Linked DNA regions of Homo sapiens: region 2 is linked to region 1. Evidence: chromatin contacts called from ENCODE Hi-C or POLR2A ChIA-PET data. All regions are on one chromosome and are shown on one strand. The core of a region is the stretch at or near the end of the contact, and the rest is flanking DNA. Distances in the headings are between cores, read along the strand shown. Region 1 holds the start of IDI1 (isopentenyl-diphosphate delta isomerase 1). Region 2 holds the start of KLF6 (KLF transcription factor 6).

Region 1 (5,386 bases), core at 1,326-3,825:
GCTGATGGTTAGCAGTAAAAAATATTAACTTTAATCATCTCGACCATTCAGTACTCATCTAATATTCTCTATAACAAAATGGGAAATGCACATAAAGCACTTCTGCTACATGCTGAATTATGATTGTTGTCTCCAGGAAAAGAACTTGTGGGAACGTTTGAGTTGTAAGCTGAACTAACTAGCTGCTTTTTTCATGAAATACCGCTTTTACTGGAAAGAACTGACAGATAAACTGAGGTATTCAAACCTAGATATTTGGCAGACATTTTCGTGAAAATAAATATGTTCGTGCCACTTCAAGGAACATAATTCTCAGTACTTGTTGCCAATAATGTTGGAATTTTCATGCAAAAATTCAAATAAAAAACAAACTTAAAACCATCAAGAACTTGGTGACTTTATGTGGAAGCCAGTGCTACAATACTTTAGCTTCCCAATACTTAAAAACTTTTCTGATGAGATTACTAGTGATATTAACAATGTGATTGATATTGAATAATGAAATGTTTTAGCATTTGGAAGATCTGTTTAATTCAGTAAATCAGTATTTTCCAAATGACCAATGCATGACATTTCAACATCACGCACAGGAAAATAGGCATTCGAGGTACAGTCAAAAATAATGAGTTTTAATGTAACAAGTACAAAATGTCCATTGAAGTGGTTTCAAATTCCAAATAGTAATTGGAAAATCCACCACTCGTGTTTTGGGGTAGTAGTATCGAAAAAGAATAACCAAGATAATTTGAAAAGGCTATTAAAAAATACTTCTCAATTTTCAAACTGCATACAGCAGGTGCTCATTCATTTCTTTGTAACATTGATGAGAAAAAGACTCCCAGCCAGGGGCACTGTCTTTGTGGTGTTTACGTGTTCTCGCCACACCTGCATAGGTTTTCTCTGGGTGCTGCAGTTCTTGCCACATCCCAGAGGTGTGCACGTGAGGTGAACTGGTGTGTCTTCACTGTCCCAGTCTGAGTGTGGGTGTGTGAGTGGCCCTGTGATGGAATGGCGTCCTGTCCAGGGCTGGTTCCCTCTTTGTGCCCTGAGCTACTGAAACAGGCTTCAGCTACACATGACCCAGAACTGGAATAATTAAGTAATAATTATCTTTTTATTCATCTTTCTTAAATGTATGTATAGCTCACATTTATTTCAATGTTTAATATTAGAATACTTTGGCCTTTAGAAGCTTAGTGATTTTTTTTTTCCTTGGCCAGAAGTATGCTTTAGGAACTTAATCCTTATTTTTTAGCCTCTGGTAAAATTGGTTTTGCTATACGTTGTTTCACTTAAAAGTCCTGATTCCCAAGAACGCACTGACAGCAGTGAGGACTTGCTGCGCATGCGGGAGGCCAGATTTTCTTATCTGTGTGAAGCCAGACATGAAAGAGATCTGTCAACACATAAAACAAAATCAAAGTCTGTTTTTTGTCTGGAAAAGATTTTTAATAAAAATATAACTTATGTTAGTGTCGTGTGTTTTTTAAGTGAATATTTTAATATGTTTAATTTCTATGTTAGTAAATAGCAGTAGTAAACAACAGTGAGCAAAAGCTTTTAGGTGTCCTCAGTACATTTTAAGAGAGTGCAAGCGTCCTGTGACCAAGAAGTTTGAGAACTGGTGCCCACCAGGTTCATCTCACAAGTTCAGTATTTTAAATTCCACACAAAAGGTAGAGGAAATAGCTGAATTCGCTTCAGCTGCGCATACATTTCACGATTATTTAAAAGTTTAGAGGGCTAGGCGCGGTGGCTCACACCCGGAATCTCAGCACTTCGGTAAGCTGAGCCAGGTGGATCACTTGAGGTCAGGAGTTCCAGACCAGCCTGACCAACATGCGGAAACCCGTCTCTACTAAAAATACGAAATAAGCCGGGCGTGGTGGCGCATGCCTGTAATTCCAGCTACTTGGGAGGCTGAGACGGGACAATTGCCTGAACCCGGGCGGCGGAGGTTGCTGTGAGCGGAGACTGCACCATTGCACTCAAGCCTGGGCAACAAGAATGAAACTGTCTCAAAAAAAAAAAATTTAGAACGTAGTCATGTACCTCGAAAGCGAACACTCCCAACATAGCGTGGAACACCCCACACCCCCGGCGACTTTGCTCCGCCTTGGTCCCGGTCGCAGACACCGCAGAAAGGCCATCGTTCTAGACATACGAGAACTCCCCGTGCAGCCAAACGCTGTAGTCCCAGCGGCGGAACTCGGGGGGGGGGAGGGGGGGGAGTGCCCAACCAGCCAGTCAGCAGTGACGTCCCGCCTTTCCTCCGTTTCCATTGGTCCAGCCATGCGGAGGTCGCTCCCATGGGACGCCGAGCTTCCGGCTGCAGGGCTTGGCGCCCGGGCGCTTTCGGATTGGGAGGGCTTCCTCCATGGAACGCGAGCCTCGAGACGTCTGACGTTAGGCACCGTTCGCAGCGCCTCGGGCTCGCACGGCAGGATCGAAAGCGTGATTGGCTGGCGGCGTCTGTGGTCTCGGGCACCGCCCAGTCGCGGGACGCTGCCTCTGCGGAACTGGGGGTGGGGCGTGTTGACCCCCTTAAAGGCGCCAGAGCCCGCGGTCACGGCTCAGGTTCCCGGTGCTTCGCGCGTCTGCCGTTGTCACAGGCCAGGGAGGTGGCACCACCAGGCGAAGCTTGGCGAGATTGTGTCGTCAAGCGCGTACGGGCGCCAATTGGCCGGGCGATGTGGCGTGGACTGGCGCTGGCGCGAGCGATTGGCTGCGCGGCCCGGGGGCGGGGCCAGTGGGCGGTGCGCGCCGCAGACTGTGCTCAAAGCGGGCGCCATCCGGGACCGGCGGTTGTCTGTGGCCGGAGGCTGATCAGGTACTGTGGACGGGCGGCGGAGTTCGGGAGACAGGGGCAGGGCGGCATCGGGGAGCTGCGGGACGGGGCGGGGAGGAGGCCCGAGGTCTGAGCCACCCGTGAGGTCTCGGCGCGGAGGCCTGGACAGCTGGGGGTGGCGGCGTTGGTCTCCCGAACTGGAGGGAGGCCGGGCCTTCCCGGGCTGTGGTGGGCGCCCGCGCCCCGTGGAAGGCGGAGGCGTGAGTCGGGGCGTCAGAGACGTTGCCATTCTTTGTCAGCGGAAAAGATCGTCGTCTGCGCACAGTCACCTGAGGTTTAGGAACTCGTGGAACTGGAAACCGAGTCGCAGGAGACTAAGAGTTGCGAGTCTCCCCTTAGAGAATTCAGAAACAAGCGTAGACAGCATCGTCAGAAACACGAGCGTGACGACACCGGCCTCCCCGTGCCGAGTCCACGCGTGTGACGCGGGTGCATACACCTGCGTCCGTGCAAGAGGGTGACAGCAACACACTCAAGGCGCTTCTCCTGGGAATGGAGCAGGAGAAGAGATGGGGAGCATCGCATAGATGGAACTAGACCTTTTTCTTGGGTTGGATGATGTGTTCCCGCGTCTACTACATGGTATTCTTTAAACGCATAAATAGACGTATTCATTTTATCTTGTGATTATGCAGCTTAGCTTTAAAATCTGAATTCTGAAAATCCTGAAAGAGCAATTGTCATTACAGCTGGGCGGTGGTGCACGCCTTTAATCCCAGCACTTTGGGAGGCGGAGTCGAAGGCTGCAGTGAGCCGAGATCGCGCCACTGCACTCCAGCTTGGGCGACAGACATAGCAAGACCCAGCCCCATCCCCCCGGAAAAAAAGTCATGTCAAAAAGTCTAGTAATTATGTAGTAACGAAACCTATCTTAGTGATCACCTAATATACAGTTGGCCTACTGTATCCTTGGGGTCCATATCCATGGATTTAACCAACTGCACATTATAAAATATTTGGAAAAAAATTTCATCTGTACTGAACATATACAGACTTATTCTGTAAACAATACAGCACAACTATTTATGTAGGATTTACATGTTTTAGATACTATAAGAGATCATCTACAGATGATAATTTAACGTTCGGCCCGCATCACTTAACAGGGATACTTTGGAGAAGTTCATTGTTAGGTACTTTCATCATTGTGGAAGCAGAGTGCGCTGACGCAGACCTAGACAGTGGAGCAGCTGGGCTGTGTGGTGTAGACAGACGGTGGAGCAGCTGGGCTGTGTGGTGTAGACAGTGGAGCAGCTGGGCTGTGTGGTGTAGACAAAGGACCAGACAGTGGAGCAGCTGGGCTGTGTGGTGTAGACAGTGGAGCAGCTGGGCTGTGTGGTGTAGACAGTAGACAGTGGAGCAGCTGGGCTGTGTGGTGTAGACAGTGGAGCAGCTGGGCTGTGTGGTGTAGACAGTGGAGCAGCTGGGCTGTGTGGTGTAGACAGTGGAGCAGCTGGGCTGTGTGGTGTAGACAGTGGAGCAGCTGGGCTGTGTGGTGTAGACAGTGGAGCAGCTGGGCTGTGTGGTGTAGACAGTGGAGCAGCTGGGCTGTGTGGTGTAGACAGTGGAGCAGCTGGGCTGTGTGGTGTAGACAGTGGAGCAGCTGGGCTGTGTGGTGTAGACAGTGGAGCAGCTGGGCTGTGTGGTGTAGACAGTGGAGCAGCTGGGCTGTGTGGTGTAGACAGTGGAGCAGCTGGGCTGTGTGGTGTAGACAGTGGAGCAGCTGGGCTGTGTGGTGTAGACAGTGGAGCAGCTGGGCTGTGTGGTGTAGACAGTGGAGCAGCTGGGCTGTGTGGTGTAGACAGTGGAGCAGCTGGGCTGTGTGGTGTAGACAGTGGAGCAGCTGGGCTGTGTGGTGTAGACAGTGGAGCAGCTGGGCTGTGTGGTGTAGACAGTGGAGCAGCTGGGCTGTGTGGTGTAGACAGTGGAGCAGCTGGGCTGTGTGGTGTAGACAGTGGAGCAGCTGGGCTGTGTGGTGTAGACAGACAGTGGAGCAGCTGGGCTGTGTGGTGTAGACAGTGGAGCAGCTGGGCTGTGTGGTGTAGACAGTGGAGCAGCTGGGCTGTGTGGTGTAGACAGTGGAGCAGCTGGGCTGTGTGGTGTAGACAGTGGAGCAGCTGGGCTGTGTGGTGTAGACAGTGGAGCAGCTGGGCTGTGTGGTGTAGACAGTGGAGCAGCTGGGCTGTGTGGTGTAGACAGTGGAGCAGCTGGGCTGTGTGGTGTAGACAGTGGAGCAGCTGGGCTGTGTGGTGTAGACAGTGGAGCAGCTGGGCTGTGTGGTGTAGACAGTGGAGCAGCTGGGCGGTGTGGTGTAGACAGTGGAGCAGCTGGGCTGTGTGGTGTAGACAGACAGTGGAGCAGCTGGGCTGTGTGGTGTAGCCAGTTGCTCTTAGGCTGTTTTTCCTGTTGCTTCAGGCCTAAATTTGGACAGTGTGTGACTGTGCTGAATAATGTGGGCAGTTGTAACACAACAGCAAGTATTTGTGTATCTAAACATAGAAAAGGTGATGTGTTGTGCTCCGATGTTACAATGGCTAC
Region 2 (5,314 bases), core at 2,666-5,165, 2.7 Mb before region 1:
ACTATCAATAGGGCATTTTCCTTCATTATTCTAAGCAAAAATGGTTAAAAAGTGAATCTACTACACCTTACATGTTATGTAAAAACGCTAGGGAGAGAAAAGGCAACTCACTATTTAGATAGAACTATCTGCAAATGAGATAATTGAGAAATGAACATCACAGGGCCAGGCGCAGTGGCTCATGCCTGTAATCAAGCAATTTGAGAGGCAGAGGCAGCCGATCACTTGAGGTCAGGAGTTCAAGAACAGCATGGCCAACATGGTAAAACCCCATCTCCACTAAAAACACAAAAATTAGCCAGGCGTGGTGGTGCATTCCTGGAATCCCAGCTACTTGGGAGGCTGAGGAAGGAGAATTGCTTGAACCCAGGAGGCAGACGTTGCAGTGAGCCAAGATTGTGCCACTACACTCTAGCCTGGGCAACAGAGGGAGACTCCATCTCAAAAAAAAAGGAACATTTTACACTTACATAGGCTCTATCATGTAAATATTCAGAAGTACTTTCTTAACAATTATATTTTGCACACCCAAAATAAACAGATGAAATAAAAGGGTAGTTTGCTCCAAAACAGGCAATATATTGGTACAGACACCAAAACCAAAACAAAACAGAACAACAAAATTGGCTTCTTGCCCCAAAATTGGAGCATTCTCTGTCAATATAATTAGGGGGCATTATTGGAATTATCCTCAGAACAGATTTGTAAGACTTCCCCCAAGAGCCCGTCTTGAATGATCTAGAACAGGAAGATCAAATGTACTCAATACCAACATGTTATCCCATTAATCTTTAAATTAAATTTAAAATTAGGTTTCAAATGTATACTTTTATTTTTGAGAGGCAACAAAGAGAGCTTCCTGGTATGAAATAAATGAGCACAGCCTGGAGGTCTAAGAGGAGAAGAAAAACAGTGGAGGAGGGCATGGAGGCCTAAGTGGGGACTGAGGAAGTAACAGCGGGGTGCCAGGGGGGTGAAGTGGCCCCCAGGAACGTCGAAAGGAGCCTACGACTGTCACCCAGAAGGGATCTTGACCTTTTGAAGATAGTGGCAGAGACAGGAGTGGCTCAAGGTGAGCAGAGAACAAGGGTCACGTCCAACAAATGGAGCTGATTATTTTCTCTCCAAGACTGCGAGAGTGAAAACAGAGCAGGGCTCTTCAGCGACCGGCAGGAGAAGGAAGCACCTGTGGGATTATTGGACAAGTCGAGGTCCAACTCTTGTCTCTGATTTGCTTTGTGGCCTGCAAAGTTGACTTCATTTTTCTGTCTGCATTCACTCATATGTTAAAAGAAGGGTGGGGGATTATAAAATAATTACCAAGAGCAAACTTACAAATGGCTAAATGGTGAATAAGTGAACACTGCCTTCAATTTATTGAATCACTACTATTTGCTACCAAGCAGGAATTTTAATCCATTAACTCTTCTGATTATACTAAACTCATTCTAATAGTCATTTTAATCTCCTATTTAAATAACGTGACCAGGGCCATGCGCACAGCATGGACAACTAAAGTGTAAAATCCATCATCTTTTTATATCCTGCCATACTTCCCCCTTCTGAATTAATCTGGCCCTCTACGATTCTTTGTTGCTCTTCTTAAAAAAATCAGGCGCAACTATTAGTGTTCAGATGCGATGCATATTCTTTGTCACATCAAAGAAAATGATATTTTTTCACCAACTGGTTACATGCTTACTCGTAATAAGGACTTTTGTTTTCAAACATCTACATACTCCTGGCAGCCCACCTCTCCCACACCGTAATAGGGATTTGTGCCTGTTTTGTAAATTTCTGTGTACCAATACCTGGCCATTCATAGGGTGTGAGTAATGTGTGTTCAATGGTCAATGAGCGCAGCAGGATGCCATAGGATCTATTCTATTTGAAATTTAGTGTTCATATGTACCCTGTTTTCAAATCTTTTTTTTTTCTGAAAATGACAATGGCCATTGTACTGTATCTGCATTATGACTAATCAGGTTCCCTCTTGTAAAAATAAACTATATAATCTTCATAGTGCCGGGCAAAGCATGTTAAGAGACAAGGATGAATTTAAGTTCTATAGGAATGTGGATTTATTAAAAAACATTAAGACAATAATTAATTGTCCCAAAGATAAAATGGGACACCCTCACCAGGACGCCCACACGCCTTGCAAAGACAGCCGTCCTGTCCTCCCTGGCCCAGACAGAGCCTTCCCCCTTCATCTCGGGCTCCCCCTGATCCAGCGTGCCTGGCCCTCAGCGGGGGACTTGCTCCACACTCCTGCTTACTTAGGAACTAGCGGGGCCAAGGTCACAAGCGCTAATTACTGAGAGAACCCTGCCCCCAACACAACGGCTGCCCAGATGCTCTCGGCTGCCAGTCACTGGGCCCCGGTCAATGGGCGCTTGGGCAAATCTGTGGATGGTTCAAAACAAAGCCATTTGCATTCCTGGAAACAGAGTTAAGGTGCAGGTCCCCAAGAAGGGCTGGTCCTGGCTCTCAGTTGCTGGGGTAAATGTGATGAACACGAGCCAAGAACACTGTCAATTCACTCTGCATAACCTTCACCGCCCACATACCGCAGGTACAAGACAAACCTCCTTTCTCCACTCCAGACTCACTAAGGTCCCCACCTAGTCTTACAGCCACATGCTTCTGCCGGACCCTCTAAAACTTAACATACAAAACCCTCTAATTTTTTTTTACATAGTCCATTCTTTCAAAATGTTTAATGTTCATTAAACTATTTTGAAACAAAAACTATAATACAGTTACAATTCAGTTTTCCATTTTGGATTTTAAAATGCTCTGGTTCGAGTCTCGACATTTTTCTTAAAAATGAACATTACGGTATATTTTAGGAGATAATTTATATGGAAAAAAACACACACACTAAATGTCGGCTTGCACCTAAATTGTTTACACGTTCATGGGAAAACCTAGCTGTTAACCTTGGTGAGGGCTAAGATCGCCCTCTACAAGATAAACACGTTTCTCCCAATTCCAAGGGGAGCCTGCGTGCTCCCCTCCCCCACTCTGGTGGCCCGGAGGACAGAGGGGACCCTAGGACTGGAGGGGGACGGAGACGGGCTCAGGGATGGAGGGGGACAGAGAGGGACCCGGAGGTGGAGGAGGACAGAGAGGGGTACCCCAAGGTTAGAGAACAGAGGATGACTAGGGGGATGTAGGGAAACAGAGCGGCGCAGAAGAGGACAGTTGGGGACGGGGCGGCCCCGGGCATAGAAGGGGACAGTTGGCGACCGGGAAGCCCCCGGCGTAGAAGGGGACAGTTGGGGACGGGGCGGCCTCGGGCATAGAAGGGGACGGGGGGGAACCGGGCGGCCCCGGGACCGGACGGCCGCCCGCAGGGTGAGCTGCCGGAACCGGGGCTCGCGCGGCGACAGGGCCCGGCTTGGTGACCGGGACGGGCGTGGGGTGGCGGGACCGGGCAGCGGGGAAGAGAGACCGGGACTGGGGACAGGCGACGCGGCCCGCCCCGGCTCTCCCAGCCCCGGCTCCCTTAGCTCCGGCCGCGGGCGCAGTGCAGGGCTCGGCCGCGCACCTCACAGCGCGGACTCCTCCGGCGCGCGGCCGCCCGCGCCTTATATACCCTGCTAAAAATAGCCTGCGAGGCCACTTTCCAATCAGAACGAGCAGAGTTCGAATTGAGCCAATGGTGCGGGCCGTGATGGAGAGTCTCGGTCACGCCAGGCGGGGCCGCTGTGTGTCGCCGCCTGCGATTGGCCGGAGCTGACATCATCGGCGCGCAGCCCCCGGGCCGGGAGCCACGGGATTGGGCCGCGCACGGGGCGGGCGCGGGGCGAGTCACGTGGGGGGAGGGGGAGTGGGGGGAGCCAGGCGGGGGCGGAGGGGGAGGCTGGCAGCGGAGCTTTGAATAGGGAAGTTTTGCAGGGGTTACGTTTGCAGTCAGTCCGGTGTTTGCAAATATTGTGTGGGCTCCGCGCGCTGCGGGCTGCGGGAGGGTCCGGCCGGGCGTCTCTGCGAGCCTGGAGTTTGCATGAAACTTTCACCTGCGCTCCGGGGAGACTTTCGGCTCCGGCTCCCACCGCGCGCCTCGCCGCCCTCGCGACCGCGGGCTCCGTCCAACCCGGCCCGACATGGACGTGCTCCCCATGTGCAGCATCTTCCAGGAGCTCCAGATCGTGCACGAGACCGGCTACTTCTCGGCGCTGCCGTCTCTGGAGGAGTACTGGCAACAGGTAAACGCAGCCGGCCGCGGTTCCCTGCGGGCGCCGGGGCGCGGGCCGGGTCGGCTGTTTGGGGTTCAGACCCGGTGCTCTCTGCGGTCCGCTGGGCCTGGGCCCCGCGCTGTCACCGGGGGAGCGGGCGCAGCGCCCCCGCCGATCGATCCTCCAGGCTGCGATCAGCGTCCGCCCAGGGAAGCCCCAACTCCCGGCACAGCCCGGCCGAGCCCCTGGCACGAGTTCGGAGCCTGTCCCCGCTCCAGACGCCACAGCTGGAGCTTGTCATGGGGACCAACTTGCTCTGCCTGCCAAGGTGTTTTTTTTTTGTTTGTTTGTTTTTTGTTGTTTTTTTTTAACGGATTTTGTTTTTGTTTTGTTTCTTGGTGCTTGTACTTAACAGTTTTTTAAAAAAATCACATTTTGCCCCCAGAACGTAGACCAGCTCTCTTTTATTTTTGTCTTTTTTAAACTGTAGACCATTTCCAATGTGTTTTCTGCTCTTTGGAATGCCTAACATTTCCCCTAGATCTGCCTTATTTGTCTTCCCTGCTTCTCTTGTTGACCAAGAAAAATAAAAATAAAACTGTGTACACCCCAGTGACTTGTCAGTCTTGTGACAATGAGCCCGTCCAAACTGCTTCAAGTCTTAGTTTGGAAAGAAGGACCTCGGTTTCCGACATTGTCGTAGAACTGGAATTTGGGGGCATTGGAAATTTAAGAAACTTACCAGGTCCCCGTGCTTATAGGTAGCATCGCCCGAGGGGAGAGAGACTGACACTCCTCCCATTGTCTCTCCAGCGATCGCAGGAGGGTTTACTGTTGTCTCCCTGCCCTGCTGTGCTGTTTGTTTTTCGTCACAAAGTGAATTGCCAGATCAAATAGAGGCTGTGGGTTTCCAAGCCTCGAAAGCTTTAAGGAAGATGAAATGCAGGGTGTTGCAACCTTCACACGCCTGCTTAATTGTTCACAGTCCTCTCCTGCCTTTTCCCCCTCCCCCTCCTGTTTTTTTCCTCCTCAAAGAAGCTGCTCCCTAGGACGTGATTGAAATTGATCTAAGTAGTTTCCTTCGGGCGTTTGGGATTTGGGCAAACGGCCAGACCTGGCTCTTGGTCGCCTTT

The links. Hi-C counts contacts between places; a loop is a spot of excess contacts on that map. ChIA-PET counts read pairs that join two places held with the same protein, here RNA polymerase II (POLR2A). Pooled maps may share reads with other maps.
Region 2: a loop to region 1 is called in a pooled map, with 14 times the contacts of the local background. The contact joins the promoter of KLF6 here to the promoter of IDI1 in region 1. A Hi-C loop is called at or near these places in 1 of 37 single-sample maps with no recorded cell type and 7 of 50 pooled maps. POLR2A ChIA-PET finds 5 or more read pairs at or near these places in 2 of 52 experiments (MCF 10A and OCI-LY7).

The regions. Positions count from the first base shown.
Region 1 is chr10:1,046,308-1,051,693 of GRCh38, reverse strand. IDI1 (isopentenyl-diphosphate delta isomerase 1) reads left to right here and starts at 2,575. Exons shown (of 5, transcript NM_004508.4): 1 at 2,575-2,830. The coding sequence starts at 2,691. RefSeq lists enhancers at 1,927-2,066, 1,738-2,267, 2,527-2,576, 2,268-2,797, 2,798-3,328 and silencers at 2,667-2,886, 2,897-2,986.
Region 2 is chr10:3,783,810-3,789,123 of GRCh38, reverse strand. It overlaps KLF6 (KLF transcription factor 6), which reads left to right and starts at 3,915. Exons shown (of 4, transcript NM_001300.6): 1 at 3,915-4,211. The coding sequence starts at 4,110. RefSeq lists silencers at 3,006-3,065, 3,246-3,525, 3,776-4,375, a promoter at 3,177-4,114 and enhancers at 3,981-4,536, 4,537-5,093, 5,094-5,314.